Linked DNA regions of Homo sapiens: region 2 is linked to region 1. Evidence: chromatin loops called from intact Hi-C (ENCODE). Cell type or tissue: natural killer cell. All regions are shown on one strand. Links, peaks and the distances in the headings refer to the core of each region. The heading gives the core; the rest is flanking DNA. Region 1 overlaps FER (FER tyrosine kinase). Region 2 has its middle 25 kb from the start of LINC01023.

The links. Peaks named below come from ENCODE experiments on the same cell type or tissue, not always from the same donor. Only the 100,000 strongest peaks of a DNase experiment are listed, where the experiment ranks them.
Region 2: it touches region 1 in a loop (2.0-fold over the local background); 2 of 110 quality-filtered maps call a loop at or near these places.

Annotation. Positions count from the first base shown.
Region 1 is chr5:108,759,230-108,762,157 of GRCh38, forward strand. All of the region lies in intron 1 of FER (FER tyrosine kinase), which reads left to right. Among named protein-coding and RNA genes, the nearest start is that of FER, 13 kb to the left of the region's middle. In natural killer cell, for the core only: no CTCF peak of the experiment used is centred there; a DNase peak (open chromatin) is centred at 1,472.
Region 2 is chr5:108,701,750-108,704,677 of GRCh38, forward strand. No RefSeq gene overlaps it. Among named protein-coding and RNA genes, the nearest start is that of LINC01023, 25 kb to the right of the region's middle. In natural killer cell, for the core only: no CTCF peak of the experiment used is centred there; a DNase peak (open chromatin) is centred at 1,762.

The DNA of each region.
Region 1 (2,928 bases), core at 175-2,674:
CTGGACATGGACATAATTCAGGCAAGTGCTTAATCACTTTATAACAAGGATGGCCTTTCCCCCAGTTTCCAATACTTTGTTCTCATTTCTGTCTGAGACCTCATCAGAATAGCCTTTACTGTTCATATGTCTACCAATATTCTGTTCATGGCAACACAGGCTTTTTCTAGCATTCATCTTCAGAACTGTTATAGCTTCTACCCATTACCCAATTCCAGAGCTGCTTCCACATTTTTAGGTATTTGTTATAGCAACATGCCACTTCTCTGGTACCAGTTTCTGTCTTAGTCCATTTTGTGCTTCTATAACAGAATACCACAGACTGAGTAATTTAAAAATAATAGAAATTTATTCTCTCACAGTTCTAGAGGCTGGAAATTTCAAAGTCAAGGTGTAGACATCTCATGAGGGCCTTCTTGCTGTGTCCTCACATGGCAGAAAGCCGAAGGGCAAGAGAGGGATGAACTGTGTGTCCTCACATGGCAGAAGAGAAGAGAACACATTCCTGCAAGCTCTTTTTGTACCAGCATTAATCCATTCATGAGGACTCCACCATCATGGTTTAGGTTTAGGTTTGAGACCTAAACACCTTCCAAAAGTCCACACCTTCCAATACAATGACCCTGGGGAAGTTTTCAATACATGAATTATGGAGAGCACACATTCAAACTATAGCAACTGGAAGAGGGAAAAAGGGGAAACAGCCCACAGAGATATCTCATCCATAATACAGGTATATTTCACTGGATAGATATGACAAGGATTTTTTGCCCTGGCAGTGGAATAAGATTTTTGCTTAGCCAATATGGCAGAATGGATGTTGCGTTAGCAGTCACAAAAACAACATTACTCTAGTACATCTCCATCAGAGTTTTTGGGTGACCAGGTGCATTGTTGATGATCAATAATATTTTGAAAGCAGTCTTCTGTTTTTTTTTTTTTTTTCTGAGCAGTAGGTCTGAACAATGGGCTTAAAATATTCAGTAAACCATGCTGTAAACAGATGTGCTGTCATACAGCCTTTGTGTTTTCATTCCTATAGCACAAGCAGAGTAGATTTAGTATCATTCTTATGGACTCTGCAATATTTAGAATGGGCAATGAGCATTGGGTTCAACTTAAAGTCACCAGCTGCATTAGCCCATAACAAGAGTCAGTCTGTCCTTTGAAGCTTTGAAGTCACGCATTAACTTTTCTTCTGTAGCTATGAAAGTCCCAGATGACATTTTCTTTCTATATAAGGCTGTTTCATATACACTGAAAATCTGTTGTTTAGTGTAGCCAAATTCATCAGTGATCTTGGCTAGAGTTTTGGATAACTTGCTGCAACTTGTACATCACCACTTGCTGCTTCACCTTGCACTTTTATGTTGAGATAGCCTCTTTCCTTCAGCCTCATGAATCAATCTCTGCTAGTTTCAGAGTTGTCTTCTGAAGCTTCCTCACCTCACCCAGACTTCATAGAATTGAAGAGAGTTAAGGCCTTGTTCTGGGTTAGGCCTTGGCTTGAGGAAATTTTGTGGCTGGTTTGATCTATCTAGACTACTGAAACTTTCTTTATATCAGCAATAAGGCTGTTTTGCTTTCTTGTCATTTGCGTGTTCACTGGAGGAGCACTTTTAATTTTCTTCAATAACTTTTCCTTTGCTTTTACAATGTGGGTGTTTGGTTCAAGAGGTTCAGCTTATTTTGGCTTTCTTTTCTTTTCTTTTTTTTTTTGAGATGGAGTCTCGCTCTGTTGCCCAGGCTGGAGTGCAGTGGCACGATCTCTGCTCACTGCAACTTCCGCCTCCTGGGTTCAAGCAATTCTCCTGCCTCAGCCTCCTGAGTAGCTGGGATTACAGGTGCCCGCCACCACGCCAGCTAATTTTTGTATTTTCAGTAGAGATGGGGTTTCACCATGTTTGTCAGGCTGGTCTCGAACCCCTGGCCTCGTGGTCCCCCCACCTCGGCCTCCCAAAGTGCTGGGATTACAGGTGTGAGCCACTGCACCTGGCCTATTTTGGCTTTCAACATGCCTTCCTCACTAAGCTTAATTTAGCTTTTAATTTAAAATGAGGGATGTGCAACTATTCCTTTTATTTGAACACTTAGAGGCCTTTGAAGGATTATTAATTGGCCTAATATCAAATTGTTGTGTCTCATGGAACAGGGAAGTCCAAGAAGAAGGAGAGGGAGTAGAGAATGGCTGGTCAGTAGAGCAGTCAAAACACACATAACACTTATCAGTTAAGTTCACCGTTATATATGAGTGTGGTTCTTGGTGCCCCAAAACAATTAAGATAGTAATATCAAAGATCACTGATCACAGATGACCATAAAAGATAATAATGAAAAAGTTTGAAATATTGTAAGAATCACCAAATGTAACACAGAGGCGTGAAATGTGTATATGCTTTGGAAAAATGGTGCCAATAGAGTTGCTCAGTGCAGGATTATAATAGACCTTCAATTTGTAAAAAAGGGAATATTTGTGAAGTGCAGAAAGTCGAAGTGCAATAAAACAAGATATACTTGTCTGATTTATGAGAACAGCAATTTACCAGCTATTTTGCTTATTAAGAATTGCTGACTTCTTACCCTAAAGTAGAGGATTACCAAGTTTCCTTCACTTTCTGTTATTGACTCAGTCCCACATTTTAGAAGTGTAACTTGTATTACCTTATTTCTAGTATAATTATTATTATTATTATTTTTTTAAGATGGAGTCTCACTTTGCCACCCAGGCTGGAGTGCAGTGGCATGATCTCAGCTCACTGCAACCTTGGCCTCCTGGGTTCAAGCGATTCTCCTGCCTCAGCCTCCCAAGTAGCTGGGACTATAGGTGTGTGCCTCCACACCTGGCTAATTTTTTTTTGTATTTTTAATGCAGACAGGGTTTTACCATGTTGGTCAGGCTGGTCTTGAACTCCTTACGTCAGGCAATCT
Region 2 (2,928 bases), core at 203-2,702, 57 kb before region 1:
GGGATACATGTGCAGAACGTGCAATTTTGTTACACAGGTATACGTGCACCATGGTAGTTTGCTGCACCTATTGACCCATCATCTAGGTTTCCTCCCCTTGTCCCCCATCCCCTAATAGGCCCTGTTGTGTGTTGTTCCCCGCGGTGTCCATATGTTCTCATTGTTCAGCTCCCACCTTATGAGTGATAACATGCGGTGTTTGGTTTTCTGTTCCTGTGTTAGTTTGCTGAGAATGATGGCTTCCAGCTTCATCCATGTCCCTGCAAGGAACGTAATCTCATTCCTTTTATGTGCATAGTATTCCATAGTGTATATGGAATTTTCTTTGTCCAGTCTATCATTGATGGGCATTTGGGTTGGTTTCATGTCTTTGCTATTGTAAACAGTACTGCAATAAACATAAGTGTGCGTGTGTCTTTGTGGTAGAATGACTTACATGCCTTTGGGTATATACCCAATAATGGGATTGCTGGGTCAAATGGTATTTCTGGTTCTAGATCCTTGAAGAATCGCCACACTATCTTCCACAATGGTTGAACTAATTTATATTCCCACCAACAGTGTAAAAGTGTGGAATGAACATCTTTAGGAACAACGGTGGATTAAAATGCCAACTTCCGGCCGGGCGCGGTGGCTCACGCCTATAATCCCAGCACTTTGGGAGGCCAAGGTCGGCAGATCACGAGGTCAGGAGATCGAGACCATCCTGGCTAACACGGTTAAACTCCGTCTCTACTAAAAATACAAAAAAAAATTAGCCGGGCGTGGTGGAGGGCACCTGTAGTCCCAGCTACTCGGGAGGCTGAGGCAGGAGAATGGAGTGAACCCGGGAGGTGGAGCTTGCAGTGAGCCAAGACGGCACCACTGCACTCCAGCAGGGTGACAGAGCAAGACTCCATCTCTAAATAAATAAATAAATAAATAAATAAATGCCGGCTTCCTTGCCCTTGGTAGGTCAGTTCTGAGCCATGTTCTGCAGTCTCTTGGAGAGTTCCAGGGCACTGAGCTTACATAGTGATGTATTGGTTAATACTCTTTTTGTCAGCTGCCCTCCCTTCTCTGTCTACCTCCTCACACCCTCACTGTGTTTCCCAGAATAACATCTCAGATGAGTTTACGTACATTCAAAACGTTATCTCAAGTTTGCTTTGGGGAGAATCCAAACAAAGATAAATTTAAACCATTGGCAATTTCTTACCTTGTTAGCACTTTTTTCCTCTTTTTTTTAATATCCAGTTTGGTGGTGAAAATCATGAGTTCTTACATCAAGCAGGCCTAGATTTAAATCCTGGCTTCTCCTGGACTTAGCTGTGTAATTTAGGGCAAATGACTTAACCTCTCTGAGCTTCAGTCTTCTGCATCAATAAAGTGGGGGTAACGGTAGCACCTATTTTACATTGTTGTGTCTTGTGTTCATTAAATTAGATAATACACTTAGTTCAGTGGCTATACATATAAGAAGTACTCAATAAATGTTAGCTGTGTTTATCTTGGCTTAATAACGTCTTGTTTTGTTCTAAAAGATTTGTAATAGGTCTAAGTTCATCTAAAGTAATTAATTAGGTTTCAGATGGGCTCATAGGGAAGGTAAGTGGCCACTCACTGAGAATGATGTGGGAAGAAAGAGCTGGAAGAATCTTCCTTGCTAGCAGCATACTTACCTACATCCCTGTCATTCACTATCTGAATGGTGAGAAAGACAGATGCTCTTGTCATCGTCACCTATCCCTAGGCACAGCATAAGCCACACCGTTTCCATGACACCCTCCCTCTTCCTTTCTCTCGATGATAGATGGCATTTACTCTCCACACTACGCTTTTTCACACTTCACCATATGTGAGATCTTTGTGGTGATTAATTTTATGTGTCAACTTGGCTAGGCTACGGTACCCATATATTTGGTCAAATATTATTCTAGATGCTTCTATGAAAGTACTTTTGGATGAAATTAATATGTAAATTGGCAGACTTCCAGTAAAGCAGATTATCCTCCATAATGTGGGTCAGCCTCATCCAATCAGTTGAAAAACCCTTTAGAGAAAAAAGACTGACTTCCCCTGAAGCAGAGGGAATTTTACCAGCAGAATGTCTTCTGACTCCAATTGCAACTCTTCTCTGGGTGTCCAGTCTGCCAGCCTACCCTCCAGATTTTGGGCTTGCCAGCCTTCAAAACTCCATAATCATTTCAGCCAATTCTTTAAAATCAATCTCTCTCTATCTCTCCCTCTCTGTCTATATATATATATATATATATATATATCACACACACACACACACACACACACACACACACATATATATATCACACATAAACACACATACGCGCACATATATTCTATTTCTCTGTTGAGCCCTGACTAATACATTCTTCATACATTTTTCATACACATTCAAAATTACTGTTTTAGGAATTTTTAGATACTGTTCTGTCTTGTACTCTAATTGTAATTTAAATTTTTGATATGTATTTATCTATTCTTTCTAAAGTGATTTTAAATTATTTTAAGGTGTAAGGAAGACTGTAACTTGTATTATTTTCTTAGTATAATAGAAATAATCTTTAGATGGCATTGAAGAACATATTTGCTAGTATTTAATATTATTTTGTTAAAAATTAATTTTAATTTAATAAAACAAATATTTAAGATAATATTACACAGTAGCATAGAAATTATTTTTTCTTCAGATCTTTTGATGAAAGTAAACATCTCAGCATTAGGAAAGCAAATTATGTCAGCAATTTAAAACTTCATTGTTTATTACTAGGAACATGCAGCCTATAGATATTTATTGCACAAAAAATAAATTAAATAAATTAAAAATCACAACCTTGCGCTAGGCACAGTGCCTCATACCTGTAATCCCAGCATTTGGGAGGCTAAGATGGGAGGATCACTTGAGCCCAGGATTGTGATACCCCATCTGTA